2 separate regions of the Homo sapiens genome follow, and region 2 is linked to region 1. Evidence: chromatin contacts called from ENCODE Hi-C or POLR2A ChIA-PET data. All regions are on one chromosome and are shown on one strand. Each heading gives the region's core, a stretch centred on a gene start or an enhancer-like site at or near the end of the contact. The rest is flanking DNA. Distances are from core to core; before and after follow the strand shown.

Evidence for each region. A loop is a pair of places that touch in the nucleus more often than their neighbours do. ChIA-PET counts read pairs that join two places held with the same protein, here RNA polymerase II (POLR2A). Pooled maps may share reads with other maps.
Region 2: a loop to region 1 is called in a pooled map, with 6 times the contacts of the local background. The contact joins two enhancer-like sites. A Hi-C loop is called at or near these places in 6 of 50 pooled maps. POLR2A ChIA-PET finds 5 or more read pairs at or near these places in 2 of 52 experiments (Panc1 and activated T-cell).

What each region holds. Positions count from the first base shown.
Region 1 is chr15:49,469,448-49,474,368 of GRCh38, reverse strand. The region is part of intron 11 of FAM227B (family with sequence similarity 227 member B); the gene reads left to right. The region is part of intron 2 of FGF7 (fibroblast growth factor 7); the gene reads right to left. Among named protein-coding and RNA genes, the nearest start is that of FGF7, 49 kb to the right of the region's middle. RefSeq lists an enhancer at 2,261-2,310. Within about 2 kb of position 2,493, at least 2 of the 41 ENCODE cell types and tissues checked have a DNase peak (open chromatin) inside an H3K27ac peak, as active enhancers do.
Region 2 is chr15:49,233,185-49,238,105 of GRCh38, reverse strand. GALK2 (galactokinase 2) reads right to left here. Exons shown (of 10, transcript NM_002044.4): 4 at 2,165-2,255. Among named protein-coding and RNA genes, the nearest start is that of GALK2, 65 kb to the right of the region's middle. Within about 2 kb of position 2,591, at least 6 of the 41 ENCODE cell types and tissues checked have a DNase peak (open chromatin) inside an H3K27ac peak, as active enhancers do.

The sequences.
Region 1 (4,921 bases), core at 1,244-3,743:
ATAAATCAATACCATTTCCACATAACAGCCCTTGAAAGAGGTGAAGACATTGATCATGCTTCCCATTATCCTTAGTTTCTTTGGCCCTTTCTCATACGGTATGAATTCCAGACTCTTTACCAGCTACATTATTTACTAAAAATAAGTATCTCAGCAAGAACTGGGCTGATATAGATAGCCTAAGACAGAATAGTGTTCATTATTTTCCTTGATATAGACCATAAATGTATTTTACAGTAATACAATCTCACCATCTCCTTAAAAATATTTTAAATCCTGTCATTATTTTAGAGTTTGAATATAATAAAAAGTTCGCCTATCAAAAATACATTTTGTTTTAGGTTAGTATATTTTTCAAGGTTATATTATAAAGTTTGTTTAAATATGTATTATATATAAAGGCAAATGTCAACTGTTCCCCTGCAACAAATGATGAATGTTCCTCATTTTCTTTACATTAATTATGTTTTTAAAAACCTCATGATTTTTGAAAAAATACATTTTAAAATGACCTCATACAGCATGTGTAGAATTAAAAGTGAGTTAAATAAATATATGTTGAAATATAAATGTTATAACATCAAAGATGACAAAATCTAGTTTTGGAATCTAATCATTAAAATTCTTTCTATGCTTTAAAAAAATTAGCTCACTTATTTTTACAATTTCTTTGGTTTCCAAATGTTGAAATAAGAGAAATAGTTTTATTCTTCTATTTGTAAATAGTGCTCCATAAATAAAATATTGCTGGGGTAGAGAGTCATTATACCCCTCCAAAACGTGAGACCAACTCCAATATGATTGTCACAATATTTTCTGTAACATACAAGTTATTTAACAAGTATTTACTGAGTGTTTATTGCCAGACCCATTCTTGGCACTAGGACTGTAGTGATCTGAAGAAAATTATCTAAAAGTTAACTGTAAATTGTCAAATATACATCAATTTAAAAAATAAAAGCGAATTTTGGAGTTATTTTATGCTTCTAATAACTTATATTTAACTCAATGTTCTTTATACTTTCTCTTGTTAACCAATGGTTTGTTAAGGTTATAAATTTAGCAGCATATGACAATGAATGAACTTATTTATATAATAGTGAACATCATCATGACTTCATTAAATGACAAAAGGATGAGTTAACTAAACTGTGAGTAAATCTGTCTCATCTTTCTAAATTCCTGGCATTCATATTTGATATGTTTGTGGAGGCACTCAAACCATTCTTTTCTAAATTGAAAAAATACAAAAATGTTTTTAAAAAATATTCAGTTGAAAAAAGATTACAGTATGCCTTTAGTTAAATTAATCCCCCAAGTACCTTTGGAAACATGAGTGGTCCACATACAATTGCTTAAGAAATGGTGAGTTTTAATTCAGCCACTTTAATTCTGTTTATAATTTGGCATGGAATAAATCACAAATAACTGATACATGAGTATATTAAAATGTATGGTACCCAAAAAATTAGATACTCCTTTCTCTTATTTGTCATTAGCAAATTTGGGAAATGTCTTCATCTGTAATGTCATGTAACTTTTCCATCTACTATTTATCATTACATCTGTGCTTTTTTTCTACCCATTTGAAGTTACACGTTTTGATTCTAGCCCTTTTCTTATGAGGCATAATAAGCTTTCTATTCTCTTCTTGTCATATCTTTGCCCCTTAAGTCTTCAAGCTTATGACAGTATAATGTCATTCATTGTGATGTTCATTCCTTCAATCATATGTACGCATTTTTCTCCCCAACTTTCTGAGCAAAGACTTTTAATTGTTCCCAACTTTTATTCTCTCCTTTTTCCATAGCAATAGAATTTTTAGCTGACTGCACAAAATAAACTTTCCATTTCCCAGTCTTTTTTGCAGCTTAATGTGGCCATGTGACCAAGTTTTAGCTGATGCGATTTAACTGAAGTGTCCTATGGCAACTTCCAAAAGTCTTCCATAAAAGGTACCCAGCAGAAGCCCTTTATGCTCACTTTTAATCACTTTATTCCACCTTCCTGCTGGAATTTGGATTCTACCTTGGGTTATGAGAACAAAGAGATTATGGAACGGTGAGCTAAATGGACTTGGAAACTTCCAGATGTTTTTGTGGAGCAGAGTTGTCACTCCTCCAGATGTTTATTGCATGGAGAAATAAACAATTTTTTAAGCCAAACTGAATCTTAACTAATGCACCCCAATTTCACTTTACTTCAAATGCGTTCTTCATAAAATGTACATAAAACTCCAGGAGCCTATTTTTTCAGTTATTCTAAGCTAACAGCCAGAAAGACAAGTCTTATTTTCAACACTGTTGTTAATGGCCAGGTGTTTACTTTCACAGCTTTTTTTTTTTTTTCACTTCTAAAGTCATGAGATAAAACTAGAAGAAAAAATGAAAACAACACCTGTGCTGTCATGTCTTTCACTTTCTTATCCAGAACTTCACTGTCACGAGGGATTCCAAGTTTCTTCCGGTGCTGTCATTTATTCCTGCATGTGTCAGCATTTAGTTAGCTTGATACGTCTTTTCTGGCTGCCCTTTAGATCTTGATACACGTGTCAGGAAGACCACAGCTCCCCACTCAGCAAACTGTCAAACCTGTGTTCAGCTGCTTCCTAGCCAAGAAATTACCTAATGTCAGCTAGCTTTTCTGGATGCTCATTATTGTTACATAAAGCATGAGATGCTGTTGTCACTCTCAAAAAGACCAGATTCGCCATTCTTGATTAGAAAATCATAACTTTCCATTTTTGAATAAAACAAGTCATTGATTACTTAACTATGTTCAGTACTCTACATATCTGTCATCTTTCTTCTGTATATAAATTCATTACATTTGCCATATTATTATTATTATTATTATTATTATTATTATTATTATTATTATTATTTTGAGATAGAGTCTCACTCTGTAGCTCAGGCTATAGTGCAGTGGCGCCATCTAGGTGCACTACAACCTCCGCCTCTCAGGTTCAAGCAATTCTCCTCCTTCAGCCTCCTGAGTAGCTGTAATTACAGGTTGTGCCACCACACCAGCTAATTTTTGTATTTTTAGTAGAGGAGGGGTTTTGCCATGTTAGCCAGGCTAGTCTCGAACTCCTGACCTAGGTGATCCACCCACCTCGGCCTCCCAAAGTGCTGGGATTACAGGCACGAGTCACTGTATCCGGCCTCACATTTGCCATATTCTTAATGATGGTTTGGATTCCCTAGCCTCTTTAGAATTTTTCTTCTTGGCTTCCTTTCTGAATTAGTTTTTCTACTCCCTTTAAAAGTACTTATCTTTTCTAATAAGCTGTAGCATAGAAAAGAGTATCAACAAGACTTTTCACTTTCACATCTACTCAAGAAAAACAGTTTATATTATACATGAATTGGTAACCATCTCAGGCACAAGATGTGGAACAAACACAACAAATATGTTCCAGGTGGGCTGCAGTAGTTCCCTTGGTGTCCTTACATCCTGGAATTTCTCCCAGCAAGCTGTTTGAGTTCTTGGATGTATTTCTTTTCATTCTTTCTAGATGACACCCTTGTCACTGCATTTCTACTTCATTGATCTTCTAGAAAGTGATACATAATACTGGAATGTACCACCTTAATGTCAAACTTCAGCAAATATGATAGATCACAAATACTCATTTATACTTAACAGCAATGATCCAAATTATTTCTATCACATTTACACATTCCTCTTGCTATGCCCATTTTTTCAACTTCCAGGCCCAATGGATGTTGAGGCTAAAGCAAAAGAAGTTAGAGAAGTCAAATATCATTTCAAACACAGGTCATTTTGAGAATTAAGGTATCATAAAAGTTAAGGGGATGCTATTTTTACTAGGTGGGAGTGATAATGTGTTGGAGTTTTTATGAAGATATTAAGTTTGAAGTGATAGTGGTTTTGTATATACTTGTCCTAAATTTGGCATAAGAAAATCACTTTGTGATCTAGATCCACAGTGAAATTGTAGCTGTACTAGATATGTAGGATCAACAGAATTGCTTATTGGTAATAAAAAAGAAATTTGCTCAGCACCAAAAAATTTCATATCTGACTTTTTAAAATATAGTGATAATGATAGTGTTTTAATTTTAAAAATATTTAATATGTACTCAGTGTTCCCAGTGTTAAAGAATTATAAGGTGCCACTTAAAGTATTCTCACATGTGGTTTTTCTATCCCTGTCTTCCTCTTTAATTTACAATCTACAGTAACATTTTAGAATTCCATCATTTTCCACGCTTTGATCATAATACCGTGGTCTTCAAAAGATGGAGCAACATTAGAATGTCCCATTTTGATTATGGTTGTATGCAGGGCTTAAATTTTACCAGAGAATTAAGAAATATGTTAAAGCATAGCTACCATTTCTATTTAATGCCATCCTCTAATGAAAAGATGGAATCATTAAACTCTTAATTGTACTGTGAAGGTGAGAATTCTTTGGTTTGATGTGGATTTACATTTTCTCCATTCTCTTTATCACCATTTCTCATTTTGAGTTTGCTTATCATTATGACTTCTTAGAGTCGTAAAAAATTGAAAGATAATGACAATATGTTTCAGCCAGTAGCTTCTCAATCTCATTACTGCTATTATCAATCACTTTTAAAGGCATAACTTAGTTGTAACCAGTGTCTTGATAATGAAGATTATTTCATTCTCTGACAACTGCTAATTAGTTCTTGCAAATGAAGTTCCTTGGCTACTTTTTGTCTGCCTTATAGTAAAATCAAGGAATTTAAGTAAATACTTTATTGAATTATTTCAATTCAATACTTTATTGAAGCAACACCTAATAATTTAATTCATAAGCCACTGTTTTGGCCTTGACTACAGAAATAAATTTTTCTTGTTCTGACTCTAAGAAAGGGAGTAAAAATTGTGCCATGAAAAGCCAAGTGATTTGTTGGTCTGAGATTTCAGA
Region 2 (4,921 bases), core at 1,342-3,841, 240 kb after region 1:
TAGCTAGAATAACTAAAATAACAACAAAATTCTGCAAATAAAAGACCTTTTTCCTTAATTTTTTGTCTGTCTGTCCTAGCTAGCAAAATTCTCGCACCACAATAAGAAGAAATTTAGCTGGGTGTACTTCTCTTCCTGATTTCAAGTCATCTAAAAATTTCCTTCCAGATATACAAACAAACTATAAACTGAAACTCTACTGTTGCCAATGCCCTTTCATACAGAATATCAGACAGCTTGTTTAAAAAAAAAAATTGAAGAATACAATATATTTAATATAAACTGATCAAACACAGGTGTCTTGAGTGGGAATCACACTTAAGAACTTATCAGCCGGGCGCAGTGGCTCACACCTGCAATCCCAGCACTTTGGGAGGCCGAGGCGGGTGGGTCACGAAGTCAGGAGTTCAAGACCAGCCTGGCCAATATAGTGAAACCCCGTCTCTACTAAAAATACAAAAATTAGCCAGGCGCGGTGGCAGGCACCTGTAATCCCAGCTACTAAGGAGGGTGAGGCAGGAGAATCGCTTGAACCCCGGGGGCAGAGGTTGCAGTGAGCCGAGATCACGCCACTACACTCCAGCCTGGGCGACAGAGCAAGACTCCGTCTCAAAAAACAAAAACAAAAACAAAAACAAAAAAACAAAAACAAAAAACAACGTATTATGCAATGTTTAAATGAAAATGTATAACAAATTCAAAATGCAAATGGGTATATGCCACATTCTGTAATAGCTCTATGCCAAAAGGATAACATGTTCAATGTAATATAAGTGAATTATTCTCTGAAACTTTCTAGTATTTGAATTTGAAAGTTTCTGAACAGGCTAGCATTTAAATTACCTTTCTGCCAAAAGTTCATTGTATAAGTTTGCTTTTGCACATAAATTGTCAAACCAAACAGGAAGGCTTTAAAACCTGAAATGCTCAAAAATAACACAAAGCAACATGCATTATTTAGGCCACTTTACCCATATGCTGCAAAAAGGCATGTTGTTACAAGGAAGATTAAAATTGCATTTGCCAGGCAAATGCTTCCAAATACTGTAATTCCCACTAATGCATATGATAAGCCAGATGATTTGAAGATTTAAAACCTGCCAATAACTTTTCCTGTAAGTTATTACCATGTGTCTGAGAGAAAGGAAAACACAAAAGAAAGAAAGAAATGAATTCATTAACTTTAAGAACAAAAACCACCACTGTTACAGTATAGGACTACACATTAGAAATAAATTTGATGTATTTCTGTAATGGATGTGCCACTAAGTCCTAGCTGCTCATTACAAAGTTTCAGATAGGACTGCCAGGCAGTAAGGAACACAAGCTCTCTAAAACATGGGTCAGTTTGTTTGTTTACTTTTAGCTCACAAAGGCAAAATTTACTTCTTATTGTCCTACTATGATTCTATGCAAGTCACTACATCTAAAATAATTATTGCAATATAAAAGTGGCTCTAAAAACAGCAAATATCAATTTTCTTTTGGTCCTTGATACTTTTTCAATTATGAGAGTGAAAACATTTTATTTTCTTGTTCTTGTATGTAACATTAGAGATTTTCAAAGTAATTATTCAATGTTTCTTGGAAAATACTTATACTAATACATTTCATTATATCTTTTTTTAATCCCATCTGAAGTAGCAATAACAATACTAGCTACCATTTATTAAATGGCTACCATCAAGCTTTATGTAATTCTTTTAACAACTCTTTGTCAGGATAGCAATGACATCATTTTATGGATAAATCTGAGACTTAAGAGGTTAAATTACCACAGCTGAGAAGAGCCCAGATTCAAACCTGGGCTGACTCTAAATCCTATTACAGTATACCCCTATACATCCCAAGTATAAATGTAAATAATAGTATTAAAACATATCCTCAAAAGTATGTTTAAACAAAGATTTTAAAACCAGACAGATGTTTGTCAGATGCACCTATTTATGAACAGCCAGCTGTATAAAAACCACTACTGCCCCCTGTGAACACCACCCCAAAACAGTCATATCTTCCCCACTCTCTGAAACACAAACTAGCAAAATAGAACAGAAGCATCGGTTAGTACTGTAAGGAGATGAAAAAGATGTAGTAAATAAAATAAATCTGACAGAATACACATGATAATCTCAACTGGTAGTAAGTGCCTTATAAACCAATTTACCTGAATTCCTTTAAGTCCACATAAGAAATAGTTGTGCCACAAAGGCTTGGTTTTATCAATCTGGATGTTATTAGCACTAGTACTGAAGTCCCTGCGAAGACAAAAGACACCATTAATTTAAAATCTGTAGGCCTTGAGCTGCAAAATCAATGGATGACTGCTGCCATCTTGTGCCAACACAGCGATACTGACTCTCCTTTACCTTTTATGTTCAAACTGTGTGTCTACAGCAAAACATCTCCAGCTGCTAAGAGTTAAGAGAGGAAGTTGCAGTGGCCTTAGTGACTAAACTACCTCCAACTGACCCTTTTTATTTCCTGAAACACAGAGGAAACAATATATTTCAGAGTAATCTACAACTATTTTCTCTTTCATGTTGGTCCTTGTTAAACTGGTGTAAACCACATGAATGCTTATCCTCTGGGCCTGCTGTTTGGCACACCCCCAAACTGAAACAAGAGTACTCAAAGCCATCTCTGCCACCCATCCAATTTTACCATCTGCACAATTTAAGAAAAAAAAACAAATAAACAAAATGATGATTTTGATGCATAATCAATTTAACAAAATAAGATTCCATGAGTCTATACTAATGTAAGTTAACAAATGAATACAAAGCTAAATGAAGAGGAAAGAAAAACTCTTTATTATGGTAAAATGCTAACTAATAGATATAGAAGGAATGATGTGAATAGAAAAGTCACTACATGGTAAACTGTATGATAATTTGTTTCAGGAAACAATCATCAATGGACTGTTAAACTTAATAAACTGGCTAAACTGGGCTAAACTTAGTAAAAATGTGATGAGAAGCAAGATATTTACAGTATTTCCCCACCAGACACTTATGAACTACAATGGAAAAACATAGTATCTGGGCCAGGCGCAGCAGCTCACACCTCTAATCTCAGCACTTTGGGAGGCCAAGGCAGGCGGATCACAAGTTCAGGAGTTCGAGACAAGCCTGGCCAATATGGTGAAACCCTGTCTCTACTAAAAACACAAAAATTATCTGGGTGTGGTGGTGGGAGCCTGTAGTCCCAGCTACTCAGGAGGCTGAGGCAGAAGAATCGCTTGAACCCGGGAGGTAGAGGTTGCAGTGAGCTGAGATCGTGCCACTGCACCCCAGCCTGGGCGACAGAGCAAGATTCCGTCTCAAAAAAAAAAAAAAGTATCTGATATGGTTTGGCTGTGTCCCCACTCAAATCTCATCTTGAATTGTAGCTCCCATAATTCTCACACGTTGTGGGAGGGACCTGATGGTAGGTAACTGAATCATGGGGGGTGGATCTTTCTTGTGCTTTTGTCATGATAGTGAATAAGTCTCATGGGATCCGCTGGTTTTACAAAGGGGAGTTCCCCTGCACATGCTCTCTTTGCCCGCTGCCATGTAAGATGTGACTTTGCTCCTCATTTGCTTTCTGCCATGATTGTGAGGCTTCCCCCGCCATATGGAACTGTGAGTCAATTAAACCTCTTTCCTTTATAATTACCCAGCCTAGGGTTTTTCTCTATTAACAGCATGAAATATAGCATCTTTATGGTAGAAAGATCTGACAGATGCCACCTTAATCAAATGATCAAAATTAACACCACCAGTAAAGGGATGTTTTGTGCCTCCTTGATACAATATACTAAGCATACATCCATGGAATGTGGGATTTCCTTATGCTATTCTTGTGTCTTCTTTGAAAGTCAAAAAAAATACTTCAAAATGAAAAATAGGCAGATAAATAAATAGGCTCCTAAAATCAGCCGAAGGACAATGTATGTGAAATGGGAGAATCAATTAAAGAGGAGGAAATGAAGCAAAATTCCCCATATTGACTGAGTGCTCTAATATAACTGACTAAATATCTACTATATGCCAATCATTGTAATAGATGCCTTCCATGGATTATTTTAACTCAATAACATGGATACATTATCTCTTTTAAAATATATTAAGTGGCTAACCACTTAAGCATACAAAGCATGCATGGGAATATAAAGGTAAAAGGCAGAAGGCTTGCCTTTTAAAAGTTCACAATCTAGCCAAGATGACATGAACATAAATAACTACCAAACAGTAATGGCACGTGATAATAATACTGGGTGGCATACGTGGCTGAGAGAGTATTATTTCTAAAAGTCCGCATTTGATAGAGAGAGGACGTCTTCCTGGAGGCTCAAAGAGGTTTAGCTGCTTTCCAAAAATGCGTAGTCTGACTTCAGCTCATCAGAATTTTACTCTACTGTCACTCACAGAAGTTGAAAATATGTTGCTCACCATCAACAAGAGGTCACACAATTTGAAAGCAGATACAGTTATGTTAGCATATCTGACAGGTTCTATTCCTAGTTAAAAGGACATCTTGAAAGTCACTAAGAAAAGAAAAACAGAAAGAGATTTTGAGAGGGGAATATGAACAGAGGGGGTAGGCAGGTATGAGGAGAAAAAGAGGAGGATAGTTGCACATATGTAGGAAGCTACATGAGCAACGTTCCAGAAAGAACTGTGATATAATTTGGATTTGCATCCCTGCCCAAATCTCATGCCAAGTTGTGATTCCCCAGTGTTGGAGGTGGGACCTGGTGGGAGGTGACTGGATCATGGGGGTGGATTTCCCCCTTTGGTATTGTTTTCATGATAGAGCTCTCACTAGATCTGGTTATTTAAAAAGTCTGTGGCACTTCCCACCTCTCTCTCTTCCTCCTGGCTCTGGCCATGTAGACATGCCTGCTTCCCCTTTGCCTTCCACCATGCTTGTAAGTTTC